Regions from separate parts of the Homo sapiens genome. Here region 1 is linked to region 2. The links are chromatin loops, found by intact Hi-C in ENCODE. Cell type or tissue: breast epithelium. All regions are shown on one strand. Links, peaks and the distances in the headings refer to the core of each region. The heading gives the core; the rest is flanking DNA.

Evidence for each region. Peaks named below come from ENCODE experiments on the same cell type or tissue, not always from the same donor. Only the 100,000 strongest peaks of a DNase experiment are listed, where the experiment ranks them.
Region 1: a loop joins it to region 2, with 9 times the contacts of the local background. A loop is called at or near these places in 6 of 110 quality-filtered maps.

Annotation. Positions count from the first base shown.
Region 1 is chr15:37,002,064-37,017,560 of GRCh38, reverse strand. All of the region lies in intron 8 of MEIS2 (Meis homeobox 2), which reads left to right. Among named protein-coding and RNA genes, the nearest start is that of MIR8063, 37 kb to the right of the region's middle. In breast epithelium, for the core only: no CTCF peak of the experiment used is centred there; no DNase peak of the experiment used is centred there.
Region 2 is chr15:37,102,587-37,118,083 of GRCh38, reverse strand. LOC124903465 (a long non-coding RNA gene) reads right to left here. Exons shown (of 2, transcript XR_007064581.1): 2 at 8,100-15,497. Among named protein-coding and RNA genes, the nearest start is that of MEIS2, 9.8 kb to the right of the region's middle. RefSeq lists a silencer at 7,667-7,716 and an enhancer at 10,948-11,489. In breast epithelium, for the core only: no CTCF peak of the experiment used is centred there; a DNase peak (open chromatin) is centred at 7,111; H3K4me3 peaks cover 2,026 bases; H3K27ac peaks cover 2,500 bases.

The sequences.
Region 1 (15,497 bases), core at 8,753-11,252, 100 kb after region 2:
CACCATCATAGCTCGCTGCACTTCTGGGCTCAAGCGATCTTTGCACCTCAGCCTTCCAAGTAGCTGGGACTACAGGCATGACCCACCATACCCAGTTCACTTCTAAATGTTTTACTCTTAGTAGAGACAGGGTCTTGCTGTGTTGGCCAGGCTGGTCTCGAATCCCTGGGCTCAAGCGGATCCTCTGACTTCAGCCTCCCAAAGTGCAGGGATTACAGGGATGAGCCACCAACCCCGCCCACACTCTGTGTAGACGATTATTCTTTCTCCACAATTATAGCCATTTCGTCTCCTTTACCATGTTCTCTTTGACTTTCTGGTTTGACTGCATTTTCATTCTTCCTCATTTTTTTAACCTCCTATGTGTCACTCGTGTTTGATGTTCAAACAATTTTATTATTTTCTATCGGTTTGCGTCATCAGAAACAGGTCAAAATCCTTATTACAAAGAGATTGGAGGGGAATGTACTTTTTTGCCCTAATAAAACTAGATGGCATAGTGACAAGTGTGTGTTTGTTAAAAAGCAGTTAGCACAAATTAGAAATACTTCACAGCAGATGTGTTTTGTGAAAGGATATGCTAAAAAATTAAACAGAGAATACTTTCCGGTTATAATTTTAGAAAAATATTGTGCAATGAAGCAAATTTACAATTCACTTAAATCAACCTTTTTATAGAGTGTGTGCCTTCACGATAAAATTTTGACAATTCTGCAATTTGTTTCAGTGTTTCATTGAGGGGGTGGAAATCCATCTGCTAGTTATTTTGGGGGACACCATTGCATCAATAAAATGATTCCTAAGCTGTACACAGACTTCATTTTAAATTAATGTGTAGCTGTTTTATAATGTGTAGCTGTTTTAAGTATAAGTGACTTAGTTAAAGGCAAAAGTTCCTATTATATGCATAATAGTAGGAATTTCTTTTTTCTTTCTGTCAAACACAATCCCAGGGTACTCTACTCTCTAAGAACATCTTGGGCCCTGGGTTCTGGCAGACGTTTCTTATTCTTACTTCACTGATCCCTTTTCGAGCTGCTGGAGGGACTTTTTTTTAAGTTGCTACCGTTGATACAGTTGCTATTAATCACCGTCTGCCATGTTGTGACGCAGGTTTAATAACATCTCATTGAGTGGCTCTCGCAAACTGGAGGCTTACCAACAGCACTAGCCTTTGATATTCGACTCACACCAGGAAAAAGAAAATGTAGAGTTAAAAAAAAAAAACACTGCAAATAGAAAAAAGAACAAAAACTGGAGAAAACAGAGTGAAATCAAAAACAGATAGCTTTCTGTGTGCAGCTTAGTTTGCCATGGGAGCAGTGAAGCTATAAATCTCAGCAGTGTTGTTTGAAAACTGAACATGAGGCTGCTAAATTTATCATTCATTCTTTGTTGTTTCAGGGAGGGGAAGAGCTAGCTGACTTGGCTAACTTTGGATTCTGCCCCCTCCCATCAGTAACGTTTCATTTTTCTCCAAATAAAATCAAAATTTGTTTTTTCCTGGATCAAAGAATACTGGGTGATTTTTACCAATGGTTGGGGAAAGAAGGGGGAAAGGAGGACTGGCTTTGAGTCATCCATGTGCTGTGGGAGTGTGTGATTTCTTCCACTTCATAAATGTGGGGACAGGATGGTTTTCTTTCGTTATAGAAAGAAAGGATATACACATCTCCTACTATATACTTTAAAAATCCATATGTAGAATGTAAAAGCATGGAGAAAGTTCACCACCACGAGGATATCTAGAGCCTCGTGAAGCTGCAAAATTCCCTCCTTTTGTTTGCACTGGTGCTCTATGTTGCACTGCACAGGGGGAAAAAAAAGGTAGAAAGCAAGCCTGCTACAGATGTGACTAGCTATGAATATTCATGAGTGCCATTGCTCCTCCTTTCCTAGAGCATCCAGGCCTTTCTGATCTTCCTCTTGCACAGCTCCCAGATGCTCCCCCTGCCACCCACCCCACACTTCCCCCACCTCAAATCTGCCCTCCCTGACCAACCCTGGAACAAGACTGCAGTTTATTTCGATAACATCCTGGCATGATACAGTGATCGGTGGCCTTAGAAGTGTGTTTGTGTGTGTGTGTGCATGTGTGTGTGTGTGGATATACTCCTGCACCAAAACAAAGGGGGAAAAGAAAAAAAATGTAATTATCTACAGTTTTATGAATTCAACTCCCCTTAATGTTCATTATTTAAACCAGCAGCAATTACAAGTTCAAAGGGGTTTAGAGGGCCAGCAACCCGCATAATCACTGCCAAATTAAGCGGGACTCATTCGTCACAGGAGAGTACACCCTGAGCAGTGAATCATGCATGCCGTGACAGGCTCTGATTTACATAAAGCAGAAATCTGTGCCCTCTGGGGCTGCACGTTACTTCTTCTCAGTAGCCCTGTGATACGTGAATTTTCTTTTGGTATTAGGAAGCTGATACTGCCTCCGACATGGCATAGCGTTCCGCTAAATATTGACAATAGCTTTTCACTTTAGTGTATACTTGAGCTCAAGTCACATGTTGGGCCACAATGTCAGTGCAATTCTGATTCTGGGAAAGAAAAGAATTTGTTTCCCCTAAAGTTTCTGAATTAAGTACTTTTATGATTAAAAAGAATGAGAGTTTGGTGGTACAGTTGTGTTTCCTTTTATCCCAATCTGTTCAGGTCCATAGTTAAAAATCTATGGTGCTGATAAGGAGCAAAAAAAAAAAAAAACCCTTAGACCTATGACCTAAGTGCCTGAAGGGAGTGATCCGTTGAGGAATGCCCCCTAAGGCCCTTTCCTGTTTGGCATTTAGAGAACTTTTGAGTGTTACCTAGTGACAGTTGGAGACGATAATTGAAGTAACCTGTGCTCTGAAGCTGGACTTTGTGTTACCAAACTTGAGAGGACTTCTGATTGGATGGTCCAGGAAACCTGCCTGAGTGCCGTCATCAGCCATTGAAATCTCTTGGGTCTAAACAATAAAAAATTCCAGAATTAAGTTCAAATCAAAATGCATTTGGTTTAGGATGATTGTGTCAGACACCAAAACAACATATGTAGATTTTTATCCCCCATTCTTAGATGTTCTCTCTTGTCTCTTTAGGCAAACCTTGGCACTATTTTATCAGTTGTTTTCTCTCTTTTGGGAAGAGCTCATTTTTCCATTTGTGGCTCAATCATCTTGGTGTTATGATGTCATTTCCCCACACAGTCATTCTCTTTTCTCAGATATAGTACTGCATCCACACTTAGGATTGGAAGCATTTGGGCTTTGAGAATTAGTTTGGCAATTTGGGAGATAATCGACCCTTGTTTTTGTGCTGACTTTGAAGTGCAGATAAAGGTCTTGTGGTTTTGTGTCTTGTAACTGGGTCTACGCTTCACATATATCTAAGCAGTGGGTTTAAGAAGTTCTTTGCAATAGATCACAGTAGTTTGTGAAGCAATGTGACAAAATGGACCCAAAGCACCCTTAAACAGGCTTCCTGGTGTTCTGCTATTGTTAACATTCTACCACCACCACTCAAAGCCTCCAAAATTTCATCTTGCCATTAAGTCTCTAGATACTTTGTTTCCCTGGGTTCTTGCCCATATCTTCCTCCCTGAGATTCTTCACCAAGTGGAGATTTTGTATGCTCAAGTGTGAAGTTACAGAAATGTTGTCTCTACTGTCACAAGTATACTGTAAGGTGGCCTGCTTATACTGGAAAGAGGAGTAAGCCAGGAATATCAGTCCCAGGTTAGTCCAGTTAAGAAACCAGGTTAAATGGACAAGTTGTTTCACCTCTCTGAGCTTCAGTTTCTTCAGTTGTAAAATGGGTATAGTCATTTCTATTTTGCTTAACCCAGAAGTTGTTATAAGGAGTGGTAGTTGTTAATTTTATTTCATTGCCAAAGCTCTGAATTCATTGAGCTGTTTGAGTTCCTCCTAGAATATATATATGTATTATATATATATGTAATATATTAGCAATATTATATATATATATAATTTTTTTTTTTGAGTTGGAGTTTTGCTCTTGTTGCCCAGGCTGGAGTACAAAGGCGTGACCTCGGCTGACTGCAATCTCTGCCTCCTGGGTTCAAGTGATTCTCCTGCCTCAGTCTCTGGAGTAGCTGGGATTACAGGCGCCCACCACCATGCCCAGCTAATTTTTTGTATGTTTAGTAGAGACGGGGTTTCACCATGTTGGTCAGGCTAGTCTTGAACTTCTGACTTCAGGTGATCCATCCACCTCGGCCTCCTAAAGTGCTGGGATTACAGGTGTGAGCCACGGTGCCTGGCCTTAAAATCATCTTTTTTCCTCTCCTCTCTTCTGCTCTTCTGTGTTCCTCAGAAGTAAGATCCTTTCTCTCTCGTTTCTTCAGGCCTTATTCTCACATCCAGGCTGAGCTTTGCTGTAAGGTGCCATCTGGCACTCTCAGTGGAAGGATTCTCCTGGACTCCATGAAATCTTCCAAGCCAGTTTCCTTTCTCTCATCACTACCTCTAGAGTCCTAGGGAAGAAGAATCAACATTTTGACTTGCGTTCTTGTGTGGTCCCCTCCTCCAGAACTCATCCTTCTTTTTTTCTGTTTAAATAATTTCATGCCTTTTAAAACCCAAATACTGTCAAGCTTTTAGGGTCACTGAGATTGAAATATGCATTTGCAGGAGGTAAACATTGGTAGACAAATTTATATACTGTAATATATACCTAAAGTGCCAAAAAAAGCCACATTGAAAAAATATTATTCTAACCTTTCATATGTACACCTGAAAAATATAGTCAATGACTTGCAAATCCAAATTAGATTTATAGTAAATTATTTAAAGATATTCTAATAAAGAATTTAATGTAATTGAATTTGTACACATTAGGGCAATCTTAACTAGCATGCTGGCAAAAATGGCCATATAGTAGTACCCTAGGTAGCATATTGATATTACAAATATATGTAAAATAGGCCGTATATAGATGCACACACATGCATGTATACACACAAACAAGCAAAGTGTGGTAAGGTAGAACCTATGCAAAATAGGGGAAGAATTGTAACATTTTCTCAGTGAAATTCATGGGACCTTTTTGTGGGCACACGTCACCTGTGGACTACTTTGTAACAGGCCTATGAATAGGATGCATGATTAGATTCTGAGGTTCAGTTAGTGATAAAAACGGAAGCATGCTTTCTTTGCAAACAAATAGTGCATCTCTTCATTCACTTCTTTCTTAGCAATCTATGGTTTCTAACATGGCCATACCACTGGGAAAGGACTGAGGAACAAGGAGATGTTTTAATGATCAAATTTCACCTGCTTTGGTCCAGCCTCTATAAAATCTTGCTGCTATATTGAACCAAAGTACCCATCAATGTTCCTTTTATTGGACATGCTTCATATATTGTGATGAGATTATATGCATCCGTAGAGGTTGTTAGGAAAAACTTAACATGCCACTGATGTGCAATGAAGGAAAGTTAATTGTGTTGATGCCACAAAACTGCATCAATGAGTAGATCCCTCTGTCAGGAGTGTTAATCTGTCTTGAATAAAAACTGCTACACAGGTTTGTAACCAATAGCCTAAGGTAAAACCTGGTATTAATAAACATATGGCAATGAATCAAGCCACAACTATCTTTATTCACATAGGGATCTATGGACTGTAAAACCACCACCGGGCGCAGTGCCTCACACCTGTAATCCCAGCACTTTAGGAGACTGAGGTGGGCAGATCACGAGGTCAGGAGTTCCAGACTAGCCTGACCAACATGATGAAACCCCATCTCTACTAAAAATACAAAAATTAGCCAGGTGTGGTGGTACACGCCTGTAATCCCAGCTACTCAGGAGGCTGAGACAAAAGAATTGCTTGAACCTGGGAGGCAGAGGTTGCAGTGAGCCGAGATCAGGCCACTGCACTCCAGCCTGGGTGACAGAATGAGACTCCATCTCAAAAAAAAAAAAAAAAAAAAAAAAAAAAAACCACTGATAGATGCTGGTCTGTAAACATAATCTTTTTTCATATTGCTCACAGAATTTAAGTCAAATGCAGCTACTGACAACGCACATGTCTCTTTTTCAGTTTCTATCATATTATCAGTAATACACACTTTCATTAATCAAGAAAGCTAATTCTTTTGGACTCTGCATCTATATACATTTGTATCTTAATAAAGAACTTCATTTTTCTATTTTGAAATGTCTGCGTATAATTAACTATCCTGGAAAATTTCAACTATCTTGGACTTATATCCAAGCAACTCTTATATAATTCAACTGCATCTGAAATTGGTCATCATTGAAGGTGACAAATTGGGAAATGAATAAGATTTGCATGACTGAATTTTGTGTGGAGACAAGAGATAACTACTTTGAAAAGTTACGTATCTAAATTTAGTAAGTGAGCTTTTACTCTGTGTGATATAATATCCCTAACCCAAAATATACTTACATACAGAGCTATTTACATGTGTTCATCTGGAGGACGGTCTATAGACTACATGACATTTCAGGTACATTCCAGTTCAATAAATCTTTCCCTGTCATGTCTTCGTAAGGAGCAATAGACTATTGTTTTGTTTCATTTGGAGAACAGTGGCTAAACCTGAAGCTAAATACAGAGAGATGGGCAAAAGGAGATATGATAAGAATGACGGTGTTTGTGAACTTGGACCTGATTTGTCTTATGCTCCCTAAATCATTTTGGGTGCAATTAATATTGTGAATTAGACATTTTTCTTGGGTGAGGGAAGTAGAGATGTGAATGTGAGTTTGGAAGGAGCAAGAGATAAAGCTAGATCAGCAATAAATCCACCCTCAACCCCCATTCAATTAAGTTTTAAAATTCATTTTAAACAGCTGATCTGAATAACGCTAAGGAGCTTTGGAGATTCATCTAAAACAGTGCTTTTGGCCGGGTGCCGTGGCTCAAACCTGCAATCCCAGCACTGGCGGAGGCCGATGGGGGTGGATTGCTTGAGCCCAGGAGTTCGAGGGCCAGCCTGAGCAATATGGTGAAACCCTCTGTCTACCAAAAAAAATTAGGAAGGCATGGTGGCATGCGTCTGTAGTCCCAGTTACTCCAGAGGCTTAGGGGTGAGGATCTCTTGAGCCCAGGAGGCACAGGTTGCAGTGAGCCAAGATCATGTCACTGCACTCCAGCCTGGGGTACAGAGGGAGACCCTGTCTGAAAACAAAGAAATAGGCCGGGCGTGGTGGCTCATGCCTGTAATCTCAGCACTTTGGGAGGCCAAGATGGGCGGATCATGAGGTCAGGAGATCCAGACCATCCTGGCTAACATGGTGAAACCCCGTCTCTACTAAAAATACAAAAAATTAGCCAGGTGTGGTGGTGGGTGCCTGTAGTCCCAGCTACTCGGGAGGCTGAGGCAGGAGAATGGCGTGAACCCAGGATGCAGAGCTTGCAGTGAGCCGAGATCGCGCCACTGCACTCCAGCCTGGGCAACAGAACAAGATTCTGTCTCAAAACAAAACAAAACAAAACAAAAAAAACCCACAGTGCTTTCCAGGATTATTTTTCAGGCTGTGAAAAGCATGGGTTAGAACACATCAAATGGGGTGTGTCTCCCTTACCTCCATTAACTGTAAGGACATTAATTCAATGTTCTTATTCATTTATTCACTTATTCTGCTTTTATTGAACAACCACTAAATACATTAGGTGCTAGTTTAACTGATTTAGTTTTTTAATTCATATCCATATTTACTCTGTGTATCTATGTAGACACATGTTAGAATTGTCAACATTCATTTATATTTTTTGTACCCAAATCAATTTTTTTCAGACCCTCCTTTTCAATCTCCAGATCCTTGTCAATAGCAGACTGAAGAAGTGAAGAAATCTTTAAATTTTCCAAGGATAATTTTGTGAAGTATCAGAGAGACTAGGAAGCAAGTTTCTAGAATACTTTTTCCAAATTGAATGACTTCATAATATTTGAAGCGTAATTCTTCATTGCCATAAACTCACTCCAAAGGATATATTTTAAAACACTTTCATTGTCTTAATAGACACAATCTTTTGTGTAAATGTTTCTCCAGCCAGTATTTTCCCATTTACACAACACTTAGGTATCCTAGCAGTGCTAAAATAAACATTGGCTTCAGCTTAACAGGACAAATGTTTGCACTCTGGAATTGTTTGTCAATGAAATAAATATTTCCAACCCAAAACAAAACAAACCTGAACCCCAAATGTATTAATGTGAAGATGAGACCAAATTTATATTGGGTTTATGCTCAAGTTGACATCTTATTTTTTTTTATTTTTTATTTTTTTTTGAGACGGAGTCTCGCTCTGTCGCCCAGGCTGGAGTGCAGTGGCGCGATCTCGGCTCACTGCAAGCTCCGCCTCCCAGGTTCATGCCATTCTCTTGCCTCAGCCTCCCGAGTAGCTGGGACTATAGGCGCCCGCCACCACGCCTGGTTAATTTTTTGTATTTTTAGTAGAGACAGGGTTTCACCGTGTTAGCCAGGATGGTCTCTATCTCCTGACCTTGTGATCTGCCCGCCTCGGCCTCCCAAAGTGCTGGGATTACAGGCGTAAGCCACCACGCCTGACCCTTATTTTAATTCTTATGGTCACAGAGACCATACTTTTATGGGTTATCTTAAGGAATTCAATCAATGGAAAAAAGTGATAATTTAAGAGGGGGGAGATATGTTTACTGGTTTAGGGTTCCATTCTGCTTTATTCTCAGCCTGAAAATTCTCCTTTATACCTAAATATGTGCAGCACAAAATGTCGTTTCTTATGTTTGTTCCTATAATGCGTTCTGGCACTTATGTGATGCTTCACTTAAAAATACTTAGCTCTTTCTTTTTCCCCCCAAATCAATAACTTTAATGCCTGCTCCAAATAAGCTAAAATAGTTTTGATAATTTTCTAGCAAATGGCAAACTTTTACCTTTTAGCAGTTAAAAACTTTCTGAAATATTTAAAAATCACTTTGACAGTATATTAAAGTGAGTGAAAGTCTTTATCTAAAGATCCCACTCAACTTTTCGTGTACTTAAAATATTATAGGAAAATTGAGGAGGTGACTTATTATAGAAATAAGAAGACTTAAATGAATAAATTTTCTGAAAGGAAAGTGACTCTTGTGAAAGATCTCAAATGGCAGACTTCATTTTGTGTTTTATCTTTGCTGGCTTTTACTCACCTACACTCATTTACAAATCCATGAAAATGGTTCAAAGGTCATTGGTGAAACTTGAGAACAAATGCAAAACTTCCAACTATGGGAAATAGGTAGAAATACATTTTAAAAACATTGGGTTTATTAAATTGGGTTGATTTTATTACTAATTTATAAATCAGTCAAAAATGTAACGCCAAGTTCATTGTCCTAGAGCGAATATAACTATAGTTAGCAAGCCAGCTAGATAATCTGTAGGCAGTTGGTGATTAAACTAAAAATAATCTAGTGGAAAAAAATTGAAATATTCTTTAAACATTCTTTCATTGACCGGCTATATTCAGGATAATGGTAGCATTAAAATGAATACTTTTCTACTGTTTAATTCTCTGCGTTCGATTTAACATTTTTAAAAAGGTATCCTTATTGATAGCAGACGTTTCAGCCTACCCTTGTATTTCTTACATGAAGAGGAGAATGTTAGGTTTTAAAATCATTAAGTTTTGCTATATATTGAAAAGTTGTTTTCTAGAGGTCTGCAGACCTCTTGCAGACAACATTATTCTAGGTGTTAGCATACTGATGAAACATCAAGGATATTTATCAAAAATACCAACTGCCTCTTTATTAACATAGCAAAGGCTTATGGACATTAATCTTAGATGGCGTTTTTAAAATTGAAGTTTTAAAGAATCAGAATGAGGAACAGAGAATTTTCTAAATCAGTGGTCCCCAAGTGTGTATTCACAAAAAGGTGATGGGAAGCTGTGTTAGTTAGAATGTTTTTGCCTTAAAATAACAGAAAAATATTTCACAAACTGGCTTAAAGGATAGTGAGGAAGTTCCAAGGTGTGTGGTATGGTGGACTCCAAGAGTCAGTGGTTCAGTCATGTCCCCAGAGACCCAGGGTGTCTCTGCTGCTCTTTGTTCACATGCCGGCACCACCCTCAGGGAGGGTTTCTGCATAGTTGTAACATGACTGCCAGGGCTACAGGCCACTTTATTCAGGTCCAAGTGGCTTCTTGTGAATTCTCTTTTTCTTTCTTTCTTATTTATTTATTTATTTATTGAGATGGGACCTTGCTATGTTGCGCAGACTGGTCTTGAACCCCTGGCTTCCATTGATCCTCCCACCTCCGCCTCCTGGATAGCTGAGATTACAGCTGTGCTCTAATATACCTGGCTGGATCTCTTTTGAGAGCTAGGCTTCCCAGAAGCCTCTAGCAAAAGTCTTTTCATGTGGGCCAGAAGTTGGTCACACTGGCAAGGAAATCGGATTGCCCTCAGACAAATTGGACCCATCCTTAAAGTTGGAAGGATGCTCAAAAGAGGTTTAATTCCTTACTGTCAGCCTTATACACTGTTATTATTCTCATTTCACATGTTAAGCAAGTACATAATGCCCAGAGAGATTAAATATATTCGTCTAGACTTACTCAGCTAGTAAAAGGTGGCAGACGATCCTACAACCTCGGCTATCAGTGTAAGACACACAGATTTAGTCTTTTCATATATATTTAACAATTTCCAACCCCTTCCTTCTAAAAAAGATACATTCAAAACTGGGTCTGGCCTGGAAAGAGTACATGAAGCAGTACATGTTTTCATGAAGCTACAACAGAATGGCTTTAAAAACTTAGCCAACAGGAGTTTGTTTTTACTTTTATTCAGGCATTTAACATGGTTATTGGCTTATCCATGAAGAAGCAAGTTAAGTTTTTGTCAGGTGAACAACGAACAGTTCTGCATCTCTAGTGAGCTACGTCAGTTGTAAGAGGGAAGATTTTTGAGGAAAAAATTTCATTGGCACTAGCCCTAGTGATTAAGAGACGCATATAGCTATCAAATATTTGTGAGTAGAGAACAGGGACAAGATAGGTAATGAAGGAAGGAGTGATTTAAAGTAGACTTGCATAGATTGAAGGTGAACAATATAGTTTATAGACCATGGATCAAGCTGTGATGGAGAAGATATAAGGTCACACCCCTGAAAGTGTTAGAAAAGCTGACATCTTAATTTCTCCAGATAATAGAAATTGTAACCATTTGCATAAAGTGAAATTAATTTATATGGTTACGATACCCAAACATTCTGTATCCTTCAGAGGGAAAGAGATACTGCCAGGCCATGGCTTAATTTGGGAATTATTTATAGCTAATTATCTTTACTTCTGTCAACAGTTTAATGATTTTTTATGGTATGAAAAACAGTAGCAATGCTGAATCACTATCAAAAGTCAGCATTCAAAAAATTAAATAAATGGAAAAATCAGTGGTCCAAATAGTGCAAAAAAAATGTGTATTATGCACAGGCAAGATTTATTTGTTTCAGAGTTTATGTAAACAAATACTTAGAACAAGGGAAGAAGATTATAAGTAATTGTATAACAATAAAAATGATTCAGTACTCCACCTCCCAAAGGATCTTTAAGTGCTTTACAGAACCCCCCATTTCATTGAGAGATGTGTAATAGATTCATTCACTTACATACGTAGAAATAACTTGTCATGCCGTTAAATTCCTCTTCTATAGGAATCAAATTAGTGTTGGGAACTCATTGTCAAAAGTTACATCATGGGCCCAGTGGCGTACACCTGTAATCCCAGGACTTTGGGAAGCCAAGGAGGGCGGATGACTTGAGCTCAGAAGTTTGAGACCAGCCTGGGCAACATGACAACGCCTCCTCTCTACAAAAAAAATACAAAAATTAGGTGGACATGGTGGTGCACATCTGTAGTCCAAGCAACTTGGGAGGCTGAGAGGCGGAGGATCTCTTGAGCCCGGAGGCTGCAGTGAGCAGAGATCACGCTACTGCACTCAGCCTGGTTGACAGAGGGAGACCTTATCTCAAAAAAAAAAGTTCCATCATGATGGGTAGGACTGGCCTACAGAATGCAGTAAACTAGTTAGTAAATAATGTCTGGATGGTGGTGCGTCAGCAGGAATGGTACTGTGACATGCTGGTCCCTGGAGGGAGGTGTTGCTGCCACCACACCTGAAAGCTTTGAGCTCCTCAGAGGATTCACTGGAGACCTAGATTGTTCCATTCGTGCTTTCAGTTAAGTCAACTGAGCAACTGACTCCCTGCTGAAGTCCCACTGTTCACTTTTCTCATATTCGTTTTTTATCATCTTACTCTTTCTCCTAAAAATGTCCTTTGACTTTTCTAATCAGCTTTATATTTCATTACGAACTTACAGAAAAACTCACTTTCACCAGGAGTGGCTGGATAACATCATGGTGAGGGCATGCGTTAATGAACATGACTTCTTTCACAGTGTGCTCATGTAGCCATGATGTTGAAAAGGCAAGTTAAATAAGCTTTTGATAGTAGATGTTTCAACATGGTTTTTATGAATTGGAATTTTTTAGAACATCAGGTAAAATCAACCAGAGGCTCCAACATGACTTTCTCTGCCCCATAATCTTTTTTCTTGTGTTTTTAAAATTGGTATATCATAATTGTACATATTTGGGGGAAGTACATGTGGTATTTTGGTACATGCATACAATGTGTTAGGATCAAATCAGGATAATTGGGATATCCATCACCTCAAACATTTATCTTTTCTTTGTGTTGGGAACATGCCTCATAATCTTGATTGTAACACTAGATTATAATCTTGATGGAACATTATCTGCCATGTAGTGTTTTGTTGGCTGATGTGGCTCAAAGCCTACCAAGGCATGATCTTAGTGTTATGCAAGGGATCCTGCTGGGCTTTGTCTGACCAAGTCTGGGTCTTGTTCTGGAATCTCCATGGGTACTATCAGTCTGCGGTATCAAGAGTGCTAATGACAGGCCTTGAGGCAGAGATGTGGACGTGTACAAAGAGCAAGCAGCTCAATCTGAAGCACATGGGGCACATGGGGCATGCTGACACGTGTAACAGAATCATCTATTGAGGCCATTTCCAGTTCTATTATTCTGTGAGTCTATGACGTTTCCTGACATCATAGAAGATTATTTTCCTTTTCCTGGAGAATTGGCTGATAATGCCTACAGCAATGAAGGGCCTCACCTGCTCAGGCTGTTTTGTGCTTGAACATCACAGTTGAAATTTATTGCTAGAATTCTGATTCTAGCACTGTATTCAAGATGGCAGCACTTATTAGCAGAGAATTATCAAGTTCACGTGCTCTCTGAGCAAGAAAAGCCCTTAGTTATCCTAAGATTTTGGTATAGATAATTATTTCTCTTGAGTACAGGAAGAGCACTTCATAACCTGTTTAAAAGTATTTTTTTCCCTGTTTTTAGCTTTGGAATGGTAAGTAGAAACTGCTAGGCATGACCAACAATTAAAGTCATCCAGTAGTTGTGGAGGCCCAAAAGCCAACCTGAGATTTCTCATGTCAGTTAAGGAAATTTTAATTGCTCATTTACATTTCATCTCAGTCATTTTTGGCTGCTGTAACAAAATACCATAAACTATTCAGTTTATAAACAACAGACATTTATTTCTCACAGTCCTGGAGGCTGGGAAGTCCAAGATGATGGTGCTGGCAAATTCAGTGTCTGGTGACGGCTTACTTCCCGGTGTAGAGACAGCCGTCTCAATATGTCCTCATATGGCAGAAGGGGTGAGGGAGCTCTCCAGGGTCTCTTTTATAAAGGCACTAATCCCATTTGTGAGAGCTCCATCCTCATGACCTAATCACCTACTGGAAGGCCCCACTTCCTAATATCCTCACATTGGGGGTTAGAATTTCAACCCCCAAATATGAATTTGGGAAAGACAGAAACATTCAGTCTATAGCACACTGTATCATGGGGAACAATATTTTAGGAAGAAATTTGGAGAAAGAAGAAGATTTCAAAAGTCAGGACCACTTCTTAGTACATAAAATGGCCTGTTGATATTAGTAAGAACTACTAATTTCTCACTAATGGCTACAGCAAGTGTCATATGGAGTCCAACATGTTCGTATCTAAGTGACAGAACTCTTGCCTTTTATTGATTTTTTTTTTACTTTGCCTTCCCTCTCTTCTAAATTTAAAAAAAATCAAAATGTATGAAGTCTAAAATATTGACAATTTTAAAACAGAAAATTTAGCCAGTGGTGTTTTTGTTGTTGTTGTTGTTGTTGTTTACCCTGGAAGACTTATTCATATCATATTTGAGCAAAAGTGAGTGTCTGATGAATGCAAAGCTTTCAGCTTTCTGAGAAGTATTTTCTGGAGTATCACACAGAGTCTATGGCAGAGTCTATGGCCCAGTGAAATCAGAATGTGCAGGTCCATTTAGGCTAGAGGGAGGGTCTCTGCTAAAAGGGCAGAATAATCAGAGGGTGTTTCTGTCTCACTGTGCAGCAGGTTGGTTTGCTCTGGGCTCCCTCTGTGGGTGCCAAACTAAATGCTCAAGGCTGTCCTGCAGCTGTGGTCAGTCATTCAAGGAAAAATCTTTGTGGAGGTAAGTGAGCCCTCCAGGAGACATGGTTTTATAGACTTTCCATATTACTTAGGTATTGGGAGGATGGCTCTGATAAAAACAGTGCACTTAATAAATTTAAAAATAAAACAAATTTTGTTGTAGCACTGTCTTCTTAGAAATCTTCCAATTGAAAGCAAATAAAATAAAAAGAATAAAAACTTTAGTTTTCACTCCAAACAGCCTCCTTTCCTGTGCAACTATATAATGGAAATACTTCATTACATCTATTTCATTGTCTCGTTTAAATGAAAGTAAATGTAAGAAAAAGTGGGCCAAGATGTGAAATATACGAAGCTCCTTCACCCCCTTCATTAATCCCTACCACTAAAATACAGATGAATTATTAAGAAAAAAATGCTACTAGATGAGGAAACTAATCAAAATCACTTAAACCAAAATGTTGCCTGACCGTATATTCATTTATTCACCAATATTTAGTGGTCTTTATTTTCCTTCTGCGGGCAAGTACTTCACTAAGTGAAAGGAGGATGCAAAGATGAGTCAGAACCCAGCCTGCCCTCAAGAAATTTAAACACATGTAGGAGAGATAAAATGTGAATATGTAACATAAATTAAAAGTAAAAAGTGAAAAGTGTCAAAAGAAAACTATGGGTACAGGGCTATGGGAGTTGGAGGAAGGAAAGATTACTTCCAGCTGAAGAAATTAGTAGATGTTTTAAGGAGGCTGCAGAAGCGGGGAGGAGGAGGGAGAACTTTGAAGGCAGGTGATGGGGTGGGGGTGGGGGCTGGAGCCAGCAGGACGGTGCAGGGAATGTATGGGAAGCAGTGATTAGCAGGCATTGCTTCCATCAAGGCTGAGATAAGGCTGCCTGAGCAACAGGAAATGATGTTGGGAGGGCAGGTCTATTCAGACTAGAGACCACATTGGTTAAGGATTTCAGATATAATTGGGTGGAGAATGAGTTTTTGAGCAA
Region 2 (15,497 bases), core at 5,927-8,426:
TAAATCTAGAAAAATCTTTGTACAGGAGCATCAAGAGATACATACCAGAATGCTTATTGCAGAACTCTTTTTAGTAACAACAAAAAATGACAACAACCCAGGAGGTAATGACAAATAAATTGTATTATAATTACAGGATGGAAAATCAAGCAGACATTTAAAAGAAAAAGAGTGAACTATCACTATACACACAAAAAAGAATCTTAAAAATGCAACATTGAAAGAAAAAAGGAACCCAGAAAAAGTAACTTGAGTGTGATACTATTTTTACAAAAAAAAAAGCAAGATGAAACAATATATTGTTTAGGAATATGTATACATACAATACAAATATAGATGTATACAGAAAGGTTAATATATTAATAATATATACAATATCATTTTATTGCACATAATTTATATTAAGTACATATAGTTCAGGAATGCACACATAGAAAAACTATTAACAAAAAATTCAGGATGGTAGTTACCCTAGGAGGAAAGCCAAAAAATGAAAAGGAAGGAACACATGAGTACAGGCAATGTTTCCCTGCTTAAATTTGGTGGCTAGTTTATAAATGTTTCTTTTATTATTAAACATTGTAACATTTAAGTAGTTATATGTATGCTTTTGAATATAACACATGTTTTACTAAAAATAAAAGTAAGAAAATAATAAGTGATCATTTTTTAATCAGAGTAATGTTACGACTAAAAGGATGGGAAATAACAGATGGAAATAAGAGAATATTAGAAAAAACTCAAATCAGAAATCCTTGGTTTCAGTAGAGCAAGAAGTGAAGTCATCTGAGAACAAGAGGAATGAGAGTAGTTAGGGGCTACTGAGTGTGTCATAGAGAAAGGAAGAAAGGAGGAAAGGAAAGGAAAAGTATGGATAGAGAGAGGGACAGTGGGAGAGCAGGGGAAAAGAGAATGAGTTATTGTCAAAGAAATGAGTCTCCACAGAAAATGGATTGTTTCAGGAGGACAACTGAATTTAGAGCATAGATGTGAACTGCACACTCTGAGGACTTCTTCCCTCAAAAATGGACTATTCAAGAGGAACCAAAAATGACTGGGGATTAATATGGAGATTGTCATGACTGTGTATATATAGAGAGAGGTTAATATATTAATAATATATACAATAACATTGTATCACATATAATTTATATTAAATATATATGGTTCAGGAATGCACACATAGCAAAACTATTAACCAAAAATTCAGAATTATGGTTACCCTAGGGGAAGAAAGCCAAAAAATGAAAAGGAAGGAATTTTTGTCATGACAGAAAGTTCAAAAGTGAGAGAGGCCTTGGGATGCACACTTAAATATGTTCATATCCTCTGGTCTATTTTCAGGGATCCATTCTAAGAAATCATCCTGAATTCTGAAAAACTTTCATACCCAAAGATGCTCATTACAGAATTACATATAAAAATGAAAACTATGTATAAATAAACTTAGTACCCAGTAACAGTGGAATGAAAAAGTAAACCATTTTACTTCATTGATGACATCTATTTAAATAGAGTCATAAGGAATTTGAATACTTGAGCAAATTGTATGCAAAGTGCAATTACAACTACATGTAAGAAATTATGCATTAAAAAAATACACAAAATACACTAAAATTTTGGCAGCAATTGCATTTGGATACTTTGCTCATTGGTCATTTCTTTCCTTTTATCTTTTCTGCATTGCTACATTGTCTTTTTTTTTTGAGATGGAGTCTCACTCTGTTGCCCAGTCTGTAGTGCAGTGGCGCGATCTCAGCTCACTGCAACCTCTGCCTCCCGGGTTCACGCCATTCTCCTGCCTTACCTTAGCCTCCTGAGAAGCTGGGACTACAGGCGCCCGCCACCACACCCAGCTAATTTTTGTATTTTTAGTAGAGACAGGGTTTCACCGTGTTAGCCAGGATGGTCTCGATCTCCTGACATTGTGATCTGCCTGCCTTGGCCTCCTAAAGTGCTGGGATTACAGGCGTGAGCCACTGTGCCCGGCCTGCTACATTGTCTTTAGTAAATATGTACTACTTTGAAAACAGGAAAGCAAATTAAAAGATACATGTATTAATTGTATTAGTTTACAGTTTAATACATTTATTAAAGTGGGTTGAAGATCAAGAAAATCAGGATATGACTAATGAATTGGCAGAAAATAATCAAGAAACCAGAAAACACAATAAGGGCCACAAGGAAGAAAGAATCCTTTGTATTTAACAGAGGGTAATATAGTGGGTTTAAAAAAACTGAATCTCTACATTTGAGCTGTTGAAAGTAATTTTCAGTTCCACATTGTAGCCATAGATGTGGGTGGCTAAAACGGACATATACGTGTGCATACACACACACACGTGCACACACACACACAATGTGAGTGGGAATGGATTTGGGGATATGAGGTGGACAAGAAAACAGTGGACCAAGTGGGGATGATCAGGGTAAGTGGACAAGAGCAACCTGAATGAGAATTAGCCAAGATAATGTAATTTTGTAGTTTGAACTTCAACAAAGATTCACAAATATTTAGCAGCATTACCATGGTAAATTATACTTAGGCATCAATTAACGTTGAGAGAGAAATAACCAATTTTGTAAAGACTGTGTAAAAACAAATAACCTGCTTAAATTGTGTTCTATTTATTAGTATGTTCAATTGTATATGAATGCATCCTAGGTCCTAAAACAAATGGCCCTACTTCATGTTTCTTCTTCACAAATACGTTCCGACTTAGTTTTCAAACTGTATATCTATATCTCAAATAAGCCTGGTCCAATTCATTATACAAATAAGACACAATTGGTAAAGTACATGAATGAAATCTCTGAAGATGGCATTTTTCAAGTGAGTCTCTGTATAATATCACCTTTGAAGTTTATTCTACTTTTCTTATCATACACTCTAGTCACCAAGGGAAAATTTATTTAAATGTTTCTGTTTCCACATATACCTCAGCCAACCTCCTACAGTAAAAAGTAATGCAATATTGTATGTGCTTTTTTGGTTTTATTACTAATGTATATACTAATAAAAGCTAAATCTTAATTCATTAGTATCATTGATAATTTGGAAGAATATAGAAGGCTAAAATGTAATTGAAATGAAACACATGACTCTTGCAAAGACTTAGTTCTGACCTAAGAAAGCCTCTTCTACTCTCAATTCCCCGTACCCCACTCAATCTCTTTAAGTCTCCCATAGTAGCCTAGGTATATTTCTACTTTTGTTCATACCAAAATCTTTTTATACGCCTGCCTCTGTTTTCCTCTAAAAACCCATTGAAGCTGAGAATATATTTAATTAATCTTTATATGTCAACACTCATAAAAGCACCTAGAGAATATTGCAAGCTTAATGAATATCTATTTGAACGACTGAATGGATGTAGGAATTAGTGATTGAATATTTTCTATCCAGTTATTAATGCTATTACATTACAGAACATCTCTGGCTCAGGATTCAGTGTTCTGGTTCTATATGAGTTCACAGCAGAGTATTATATTTTAAAGAATTATAAAGCTCATACTTCTACACTGCTAATCCAAAAATCAGCCTTTATTTAAAAATTAATTTCAGTGTACCCTATATAGTCTTAAAACATTATTATGCCTCCTGATAAAACTTCAAATTATATGTTCATAAATTTGTTTTTAACCTGTCAAGCATACATTGCGCCCCCTGTTACATACCCATTTTATTGTTATTGAAATCACTGGATTCTAAATTGCAATGGCATTCCTTTATTTCAGCAGTAATTTAGCAGGGACAAGCCCAATGATACATGGAAAATGCTTATTACCTCCTACACCTCTGCCTCTAGCTCGTCTAACCCTTTTTCCAACATCTATGAAAATAAGAGTTCCCTCCTTTCTCATCTGTTTTGCTCAACAAGATGCAGAGGGAAGAACAATGAACTTCAAGCAGGCAGTTCAGGGATTTGGTCCCAGGATTGTTACTACCTTCAGTTAATTAGACTTTGAATGCTTCTCCTAACAGTTCTGAGTTTCCATTTCCTCCTATATAAAATGAAAGGGTTGCACAAAATGATAATTGTAAAAATAAATAAAAGCTCTATTTATTAAGCTTTTACTATATGCAAAGAACTGCACTATGTGCTTTACATGCATTATCTCATTTAATTTTAATCCTCTAAACACGTTTATAAGGTGTATCAGTCAAGGTCCAGCAGGAAACAGATGGTACACATCAAATTGGGTAATTTGAGGAGAGCTTAATAAAGGAACTTTATTAAAAAGGTGTGAGCAGGGTGTTAGGAAACCACGAGGGACAGTACACTGCCCCAAGGCTAGTACTGGAGAAGGACATTGTTACCTAAATCCAGAAATGGAACTCTGGGAAGAAGACTGCTTGAGCTGTGGCTGGAATGCAGCCAGCCCTCAGGGACCCTGGGAATCAGCACCCAGACCTCGCTCTGCCCACTCTAGGCAAGCCCAAGAGGAAACAAGGGCCATTCTAAAACCATCCGTACCAGCCTTCAGGGGCACAAACCAGGAGGGGGAAAGTAAAGGGTGGACCTGCAGGGGCTGACAAATGTGTCCAGTAATATCAACCATTGTTATGCTGAGTTTATGCATGAGGTTAGTAGAGTTTAGAGGAGTCAGGTGACTACTAAGAGTTCACAATCAGCACAGGCCAGACCTAGTATTCAGCCCCTTCCCGTCAGACTCCAGAGCCTGAGCTCTTGATGGCTTTTTAGCCCTTGGAGTCCCTTTTTGTCTTTCTAGGGTTAAAAACAGCCTCAGAAGTGATCTGATTCAACCCTCTCCCTTAGAGATGTTTGAATAAGATGTCTCTCCATTTAGGACATGAGCCTTGCAGAGACCTCAGTCGCCTTTGAAAAGCTAGTGGTCTGTGTGCTCATTCTTCCTGTTCCAATACTGTGGCTTGTATCCTGACATGTAATTTTGATTTGTAACCCTGAATGAGACACTTGTAGAGACAAAGTTGTCAGGCAGTCAAAAGGAGAGAATGGCATTTTTTACTATTAAAATTTTTTCTTTCTTCTGACATTCTCTCCTCATTAAGCAAACTTAAGGAATTTTCCATTGACGAAGAGTTGTCTAGTGAATAGCTTTGCTTGGGGTCAAGGTGGAGAGTAGGAAGGGCAGTAAATTGATGACTGGATTTTCCAATTTCATGTGCTGGAGTCAGAACACAGCCCAAGACTCTGTTAAATGTGTTCCAGTAGACTATGGAAGAAGTGAGCAGAAGGCAAAATGTTTAAATGCAGTGAAACTAAAAACTACCATTAAACATATTCTTCAATATTCCTATGAGGGTCCTTAAGATAAGAAAAGGAAAGGAAATTCTCATAGAATAGTCAGAGGTTGTTAATTACTCTTTGCGTGAGAATTAAATTTGCTGAAGAGGGACGACTGAAGTAATTATCTGAGGTCAAGGGCCCTATCCCCAATCTGTCTGCTCCTCTGTCAAATAGAGATTTAAAAAACCCATTCAGTACTCTTAGTAATGGGAAACTCTTCCTGTATGTACAAGCACTTTTTGGCCTACAAACAGGTTGTAGTCTAAGATGGTCTGTAACTCAGTTGTTGGGAATATGAGGCAAATCTTCTAAAAGCCAGGGTGTTATAAATTGTGACTCAGGGCTGGACCAACCTTCGACAACCGTTTAAATCTCGAATCTAACTCAGTGTGAGTTGCAAAACTACTTCCTGGTATGAAGCAAGAGGAAAATGACAATACTGAGAACTCAGTGCTTCTGTCCCAGGTCAGGTCCTGAACCTGGCATGTTCTCACTGCCCCTCACACTCTAGCACCTTGAGGCTCAATGCAAGAATGGAACCTGAAAGTTTCAGGCAAGTGCCATGATTTGCCATCTTCATTACTAACAGGATGTAGGAAGCTTTCATGGGTGAACAGTGGCCCAGATATCCCTCCCCTCGAACTCAAAGGCCCTTTTTGTTTGTTTGCTTTTTACACCAGAGTGAAGGATAAAAAGTGGAAGAGTTATATGTTTGTTTTTGATTATTTGGAAAACTTTCCGATTTTAGCAGAATGTCTGCCTACAAGTAAAGAGGATCTGTGAATGAAGAAAAGGAATGGTTTGATTACCTTTTTAAAGATTATCCCCATAGGCAAGGCAGGCCTGAGAGTGCGCTCTGGGAGAGAAAGTTCAGTTTGGGGTTCCCTTTTAACTAACTGGGTAATACAGTATTGAGAGATTGACTCTTCATAGGAAATCTTCAAAAACCTGGCTACAGAACGTCTTTTTTTGAGGAAAATGATTTCCCTGCCATTGAACCCTAGCTAAGCAAGACTTTTGAGATTGCTTTAATCATCAGCGGCTTCAGTGTCTTGGTAGTGAGTGAAAACGGGATTAGGGTGGAATAAGGGGGAGAAGTTTCCAGTGACCCGTGGTGAACCAGTGTTAAGAGACCTCCCCCCTTCAAATAGGCCCTGCATGTGTAAAAGTCAATTTCTACTTTATGAGGGATTAGAACCAGAGAGCGGCTCATATTTAAACCCTGCAAAGATAAGGAACGGTGAGTTTACCCCAAATTAGCTTTCAAAATAGCTCTGATCTAGTAATTTGCCCAGTAATTTCCCCAGACTGGGGCAGGTCTGAAGAATTTAAAAAGAGGAGGAAGTGGTATCTGATAAACCTATGGTTTAGGATAGCTGAATTTGGGGTGGAGGGGGGAGTGGAGGAAGAAGGTAAAAGAAGAGGAAGAAATGTGGGGAAGGGAGAGAGAGAGGAGGGAGAGAGAGAGAGGGAGAGAGAGAGAGAGAGAGAGAGAGAGAGAGAGAGAGAGATCGAACTCCACCAGGTTGCCTTCATTTCCCCGCAAGATTTCACCCACTATGAGCTTCGGTTGTTGCTTTGTTTATGCAAAGTTAGTCGGCCTGAGACACAGGGAAAGTGCTGAGATCCACGCTGAAGAACGCAAAAATGATTTTTAAAATGTAAATGAAACCACGCACACACACACACGCACACACACACTGGGTCGGGGCAATCCCTGCCCGTAGACTTAGAAATGAAAACACGCCGAGGAGGGCGGGCGGGAGGCCGCGGCAGCAGCGGGGAGCGTTGTCGGTGACCGAAGGAGCTCTGGTGAATATCAGGTTCGGATTAGTGACAACTCAGAAGTCACGCCGGCGGTTGGGGGAGGGAAGTTTGCCAAGGTCTCAGAACTCGACGGAAGAGACAGCGGCTTCCCTTGGCGCCGGGCGGAGCGGGGCGTACGCAGAGAGACCTCTGTCCCGGCCCGAGCCAGCTCACCCCCAGCTCTCACACCCCGCCCTGAGATTGAGTTTGTCAGCGATCATAAAATGGGAATTGATTATTCCAGCCACCATTGATTAGGGAAGAATGCTTACTGCAGCAGCGGGGAAAAGGTTAAGAGGAAATTGACCTTCTTCCTAGGTGACATAAAGTCATTAGGTAAATGAGATATTCACACTGGAGTTTTAAAAGGTCACGCTCAATTTTTATTTGTAGCCTGAAGAGTCAAGCTGGAGCTGGGGCTTAGGGCAGGGACCCCGCTCTTCTGGACAAGCAGACCGACAGGGAGACAACTGTCTTGCTGCGCTGGGCAGGGCCAAGGTGGGAGGTGGGTTATTGTCTGGGGAGGATCGCACTGGAATTGGTGGAGTCCCGGGCCCCCGAACTCTGCGCCTCCTGCCTGACCCGTGTGTGCGCCTCTGTGCATGTGTCCCTCTGGGGCCCTGCGCTTCGCGCGGCGTCTCCTCCGTTCCAGTCACCCGTCAGCAAAGGGATGCCGGGCAGAGGCAGACGATTACAAACACTTACCCTACCATAGCCGGCCACGTATCACACAGAGTGAAAGTGTTTTGTTTTGTTTTTTAAGGAGAGGGTGAGAGATATATTTATGCACATATTTATCCCTCTAATTATAGGAATTAATCCTCTTACTTATGACTAAAAGGTAACGTGGAAGGACGTCTCTTTGATGTGGAAAAGCACCATTTGTGACTCACATTCAGACTGATTAAGGAATAATTGTTGTTAAACGCTTTACAAGAGGAGAGTGTTTAATTGAGGGGCATTCGTAATTTTACGGCTTAGTACGAAATTAAACGTAATTAAAAACTCAGAAATTCCAACTGATTTTCCAATTATTTTTATTGTCTGAGTTAATTATTACACAAGGGTATCACTTTGCCCTAAAGGCATTTTTTTAAAAAGCAAGCATACCTTTTCCAAATATAGCAGAGAAGCGATTCAAAGCTTTCTCCAGGTACAAGCCTGGTAAAGGACCTTCCTTCTTCACTCCCCTCTCCTTCGGTCCCCCGCGCGCCCCTCCTTCGCCTCCGGTAATTAAGCGTTTCAGCCACTCTCCCCTCTCTCTGAGTTCCTGCAACACCTTGGGATGTGAGAAAGTGATGGCAGTTCTCTTCTGCAGATCATTACAGCAAAACTGGAAGTATCTGTAGAAGGCTGATGAATTTCTTGCAGTAACACTTGTCATACATGGCGGCGAGATTTTTTTTAAAACAAGCTAAGTAAACACAGCTCTCTGGGGGCGATCCCTCGATGCCTCTGCCTTGGGGTGTGTGGCAGGAGGGAGGTAACACCCAAGTACCGACTGGAAGTTGTTTATAAACTCGCACACGAAGACGTACAGATGCACGCTGGAAACTTTCTTTGGTTTGCACTTCTATTTCTTTATTTATTTACTTATTTGAAAGAAGGATGGGTATGAAAGAGCTTCTCAGTTAGATTATGAATGTTTTTTTAATGCTGGGATTGACGGCAAAAAGCCAAGCTATGTTTGTATGTGTAGCTTCTTTAAATGTCCAAATAGACTTATTTAAGTACATCAAAAGGTTTACAGAAAGTGCTTCAGTGTTATGGAAATGAAAACACATCCTCACAGCTAGTCCAGAAGTGGCCCTGTCTTCCCTATCAGACTTGGGTATCTTTCCTATCAAACCCTGAAAAAAAATAAATAAAAAACATAAAATTGGGGAGAGCGTGGATTTATAAGTTTCAATTCATCTGGACGGAGAGTATGGAGCGATGGAATGTTTGTGTTTCAATAAGTCTTTAATTTCTCTGAGATTTTTAGGACAGGGACTTCAGTGGATTCTAGCTTTCTATCCGCTTTCTATCCCTTTCCCCTCCACACCCCATAAAATAAATGATTGCCACTGATCTGATGTGCCAGGTGAAAATGGGTAGAATTAAAACTATCAATTCTGTTTCCAACGTGTGTCTTTCACTTGAGTTCAAAAGCTTTTAAAGTTAAAACGTGCCGATCATTTATAAGTATTATTTCTTTTTCTACCATCGAGGCTTTTAAGTAAAAAGAAAGAAAAGGTGTTTACATTTCCAAATTCATTTTCCCTGGAAGATTTCAATCTGCCAGGTAATTTGATGATGGACCCTTACGGTATGAGAACGTCTACCTGGTGAAGCCTGGTTTACCCGAGTGCGGCCAAGTACACTCAAGTCCAGTTTTTCCGTTTTTTTACTCCAATGGTATATTTGGAGCTGGGATGTGGATATTTAAATTCGAAGCTTTCCAAGTGCCTCAGTACTATTTTGAAGAAGAGGTTAGAGTAGGCAGAATTGGGGAGAAAGGAAGAAGGATCTCTTTGAAAGTTAGAGATGGTGAAAAAGACATGTAATCCGATGTGGAAAATTGAGTAAAAGAGGTAGTGCACACTTTAGCTTAGGCAAAGATTGCTGAATCCTTTGAAGAAACTGACACGGATTTTCCAGAGATGGGGTGGGTGTAGGGGGGGAATCCTAGGGTGGGCATTTTATGTAAATTAGCATATTTGAAATATAGTACAAATCCAGTATAGTAAAACTGACAGTTCTGACAGTATTGACAACATAAATATATGTTTGAACACTGCATTTTCAGACACTTAACCGATGAAGCAATAAAAAAAATTCGACTACAATATTTCAAATAATCGACATTGATGTTTTGATACATCTTTTTATACTCCAAATCGATCTATCACTCTGGGGCTGGTCAATTTTAAGTAAAAATGTGCTGCTATTATTTGTACCTTGGCTAATGATGACCTAATAACAGTCCCCAATTAATTACACCCGAACCGTGCTTTTTTTTCCTTCTGCAATGGAGGTGGGGGGCAGTTCTTGGAAAACAGAACCCACTATTGTGCCATCCTTCCCCTCCCTTGTATTCCATGTTTGCCACGGGTGGGGGTGGGACTTCAGATTTAGGAAGGGGTCTTTGTCTGGTTGATCATAGACGTCACAGGCTGAGGTCCCCTCACCTGAAATAACCACCCTCTGGGTCTGTATTGGGAATACGGTCCTCACTTTTACTTTGCAATGTCAAAACTAAATTTTAGAAAATTCAATCATAACTCTCCTTCAGGTCCCATGTCCTTTCCTCTGTTTCAAGGACTAGATGGAAGAGATTTGCTCAAAGATTGGAAATTTCTCTCGGGCTGTGTGTGTATGTGCGTGTGTGTGTGAGAGAGAGAGAGAGAGAAGAGAGAAGACAGCGCGCGCCACATGAGAATTTTAATAAAGTAGGGACACAGCCAGGTCCAAATCTAAAGCACCTAGCCTGAGTAGAATCTCTCCCACAGCCCCATCCCCTCTGACCTCCCTACCCGGCGTTCGATTGTTTACCGGCTACTGAAGAAAAAAAAAAAAAGCTACAAATAAGAAAGACAATGACCTGCAAATTGCAGGAAAGCAGGGAGGAGACTGTTGGGTATTGCATCCCAGGCGTGCCTCCTCCCGCACTATGACTGTTGGCTTTCTCTCTTTGCCCTGTGAGTTTTCCAGTTCTTTCCCACTCCTCTCCAGATTTGGTGGAGGTGGGGGGAGGGGGAAAAGAGATAAAGCTGATTAATTGAAGGAGTAAACAATCCTGGACAGGCCTAGATACAAACTCGAGCAGTCCATTGTGAGGTACGGATCGGGCAGAGGCGGTGGAGGACCGCTCGCACCCCCACTCCGACTCCATCTCGCAGGCTAGGCGCCGCGCCGTGCTGTTCCCCCCCCCGCCACCCCCACCTCCCCCGTTAAGCCCCGACCCTTCCTCAATCTCGCACTGAGACTCGGCCTTCTGACCTAAAACTGAGCTGGGCTCCTAGCCCTGAATTCCAGTGTCTGATTTCTTTCCTCCAAACTTCATGAATGCAGTTTTAAGCCTCTCCAAACCACCGCCAGCTGAGACGCTGGGACTTAAGCGGCACGCTAAGCAACTTTAAGATGCTAATCAAAGGCAAAGGATGTGTGTGATCCGCGCTGGGTAAGGGGGAGGAGGGATCAGAAAAGAGAGATCCGTCGCCAGAGCATCTCCCACTTGCGAGAGTTACTAGCCTCTGGCCGGGGCTTTCCAAGCCGCCTGCGCTGAAGTAGGGGTAGGAACTAGACAAGAGGCCGCAGGAGGACAGAAAAAAAGAGGAAAACAATCGAGCGGAAGAGACGAGAGAAAAAGCAGGAGAGAGGAAGAAAGAGAGGAAAGAAGAGAGCGCGGGAAGGAGGAAGAAACAGTGAGAGCAAGCGCACGTCGTGTTTGGAGCCCCGCCAGATAGCGCTAGAGGGCTATTTATTGAAGTCCTTTCTATGAGATGGTGAAGCCCCTAAAATTGGGAGAAATAAAAGAAAAGGGGGCATAAAGGAAAAAAGTATAATAATTTTACTCCATTTTATTTAAAAAATAAAGTGTGGGGTGCTTAAACGTTATTAATGGGAGGAGGCGGAGAATAAATCATTATAGAAAGTTTAAGTGGGAAAAGGACCAAAGAACCAAAAACCACCACCACCACCACCACCACCACCAACAACAACAAAAGCAAACAAAAAAGTCCCCTTCCTTCTGTTGATCCCAGCTAGGAAGAGTGAGTAAAGTTAACAGGTAAGGAAGCCAGTGGAATTATTTCTAGGCCAACTTTCAGAGCTGCTGGTTACACTGCTGGGAAGGTCAAGAATAGTTCACAAGGATGAGCCGATGTTTATGGAGAAGGGATGTTTTAAAAGTAATAGATGGCTGCAAGGGGTGGAGAGGGAAAGACAAACACGTTATTGGAAACGCCAAATAAAATATATATCAAAAATTCCAACTGTCAGCCAGCAGGTCTTGAACAGAAGATAGCCCCTTCTGCCTTTGTCCCAGCGATGCTGGGCTCAGGGCTGTTTCTGCAGGGCTGAAATCAAACTCCTTGAATAACAATTTAGAAATACTCTGAGACGCTTGGAGAAAATAACTAGACTACAAAAAAAAAAAATCACTGTGTCATTCAGAACCCAAAGAAAAGTGCTGGGGATGGAAAGAGAAGACCTAGTGACAGAAGTGGAGTCCAGAGAGAGAGAGAGATGGAGAGAGAATAACATATTTTTGATCACTGTTACTTGCTCAGTTCAGTAATGCAAGAAATAAAATTTCTTTCAAATGATACTTTACTTTTAAGTATTGACTTGGTTTTATCCTAAAATCTCTGGCATTTCACATATCTAGCTTCTCATTTTAAACCTGAATTTTCCTTTTACCTGAAGGAATTTTTGAAAATCAAAGTAATAATTCATGTCTTTTTTCAAAATCAGTAAAGAGAACTTCCCTCCCGGAATAAAAATTAACCTTACAGAGTTTTTAAAGATATGCTTAATCCAAAATATTCCAAATCAAAACATTAAATAAAGTTACAGATAAGATTAAGGTTGGACTTATTTGCTTCTCTAGCAAGGCGTCAATTGTTCTAACTGTTGTAAGAAGACAAAAAGGATTTAAACCTGGCGATTTTAATACACAGATTAACACTTTGGACTTCTCAGTTCTGAGGAATTTGAAGTTATCTGTGCTAAGAAGCTATAACTTTCAAGGAAAAGAAAAAGAAACAGCTACACAAGCTCCTTAAGGAGTGTGGGCAAATTCACCTAGAGTCTGGGTTCATAAATTCTTGGTTCAAATTAAACACTCCCCATAAAGCCAATGCCCTTCAAATTAAGGGACTATAGTGGAATTCAATTATTCCTTTTAAATCTTAAATGTTACCTATAATAGCATTCCATGTTGGCTCAAAAAAAGAAAATGAAAAATAGAAAAGTAGCAGTTTTCAGAACTCTTGGGGCTGCTTCAATAAGAAAGAGGTGATTAAAAACAGACTCTTAAATTTGAGAGGCCCGATTCCCCCTTCCACTGGTCCCCACCCGCTTGGTCCCCTCCTTTTCACCTCTTTTTTATGCAGTACCCCCACCCCCACTCCAGAGCTAAGTAGCTGATTTGGGATTCTGAAGAAATAGGTTTCACCATCCATATTTGTTCTGGGGCACTTGTAAAATGCGATTTGTAGAGGGTCTTTAGCCTTCTGATTGTCTTTGAATTGTTTTTACTGAAACAGATCTTTTGCAGTTAATGAGTCCCCACGCAGCTGGACAGCTCCTCTCGGACACTGAGAACTCTAACCCCAAAATGACCCCAATTTGACACCGCAAGATGAAATTTTACCGCCTGTTAAAACCATTTCCAGCCTGGGCAGAAGGAGCTGACTGTTGACGGAGGTGTGTGCCACCTCCTGCGACCCCCATTTCGTGCCTGTCTCCCGGGCCTGCCCCACCTACTTTCCTTTCACCCCAAATATGGGAGAGCAGATGAGCCTGGAAGCCTGGGTGGGAGTGCCAACGCTGACAATGGGGCATTAGCAAAATGCCACCAGGATGGAAATCAGTAAGTGCGGGTACCCTACTCCTTTGGAATCGCTTCTATTGGACTGGAAAATTGGGGATGAGGGAAACCAGGAAATTCTTATATGTTAGATGAGCCTTTTTCAGCTCTATTAATAAAACACCCGCAAGTTGCTGATTAAAGGTAATAGTGTTTTGAATTCAGCAGACTGACCAAGAACCAATACCTTGAATCGACTCCAACTTGATCTCCTCATGTGTAATCCACTACACTAGGACTGCTATTTTAAACTAACAGTTTCATAAGTGACATGCAACTAGATCAGTAAGATCTCTTTCGTTCAAAGAAATTCTGGGTTCTCCCCTGAGACAACTGGCAAATTTTAAAAAGACATAGATTTCCTCCAGTAGGAATGCACTTTCAACACTCTCACACTTTTTTAACTAAAAGTCGTTGAAGTTAAATATGACTTTTTGACAATATCTTAAAATGTCATATTTCTCTCTCCCTCCTACACCTAACCATATTGTTCCTGTTGTTTGCTTTAATGTATTCAATAAAATGCAAAAGAAGTTAAGAATATGAAAGAGAGAGACAGAGAAAGGCGTTAAGGTTAAAAATGCCTTCTGCATCTGATAAAAACACATGAAAATAAAGTTTAAACTTTTCTTTTTTTGTAAAACCCAAGATTATCACCAGATAATCAACTCATTATTAGCTTACAATTGTTTGAAAACATAGAAATCGGCCGGGTGCGATGGCTCACGCCTGTAATTCGAGCACTTTGAGAGGCCGCGGCGGGTGGATCAGGAGGTCAGGAGTTCGAGACCAGCCTGGCCAATATGGTGAAACCCCCGTCTCTATTAAAGACACAAAAAATTAGCCGGGCGTGGTGGCGCGCCCCTGTAATCCCAGCTACTCAAGAGGCTGAGGCAGGAGAATCGCTTGAACCCGGGAGGCGGAGGTTGCAGTGAGCCGAGATCGCGCCATTGCACTCCAGCCTGGGCGACAAAGCGAGACTCCGTCTCAAAAAAAAAGAAAAAAAAAGAAAAGAAAAGAAAAAAAGAAAAAGAAGATAAAGAAAGAAAAGAAAATATAGAAATCATCAATCTGTCTGAGTTGTTTTTACTCACACTGCAAGGGAAGGAATATTTTTCTAAAAATGCGACTTAAGTTTTTCTAAATGAAAGCTATAGAGATGCTAACTCACTTTACAGTATCACTATAAAAACAGAAAAAGAAACAGAAGGTAGCAATGTTGAATGTTTAAACCCTGCAAGGCAGAGGTTCCGCATGAAGTTGATCTTTACAAAAAAAGGTTTATCAAGGACACTGAGGAATTTCTTTTAAAAAGAAACGTAACTGGCACTTATTGAACAAGACATTTAAAACAACAATAATCCTATTGGCGACGATAAACTTAAATTCTTAAATTGAATTTAAGAATAATTAGAAGAGTAAAAACTGAGTACAAATTTCTCAGCCAGCGGCGCTGCACCGGGAACTTGGACCCACCAACATCAACAGCTTTGCAAAGTCGAAAACGCTCCGCAGCGTTTTTGTTTTTTTCCCCTCCCCACCCCGCCGCACTCTCAAACCTCCCGGTCCCGGCTAAACTGAATTCGCGTAACTGTCGATTGAAATAAAATTCTGGAGACCAACTTTTTCTTTTCTCTTTCATCTTCTTTTCTTTTTTACTCACCTTCTCTTAAATGTCGACGAGCAACTCAGCAACAAATAAGGATACTTTTAATCTTGGAGTTCTTCTAGGAAAAAAAAGAGGACGTGGAGGAAGTACCCTCCCCCCAACCTTCAGATTTCCTACCCGTCGGCTCTAGCAGGCTTGAAGCCCGGCAAAAAAGAGTGGCTGAAAACCTGGGCTA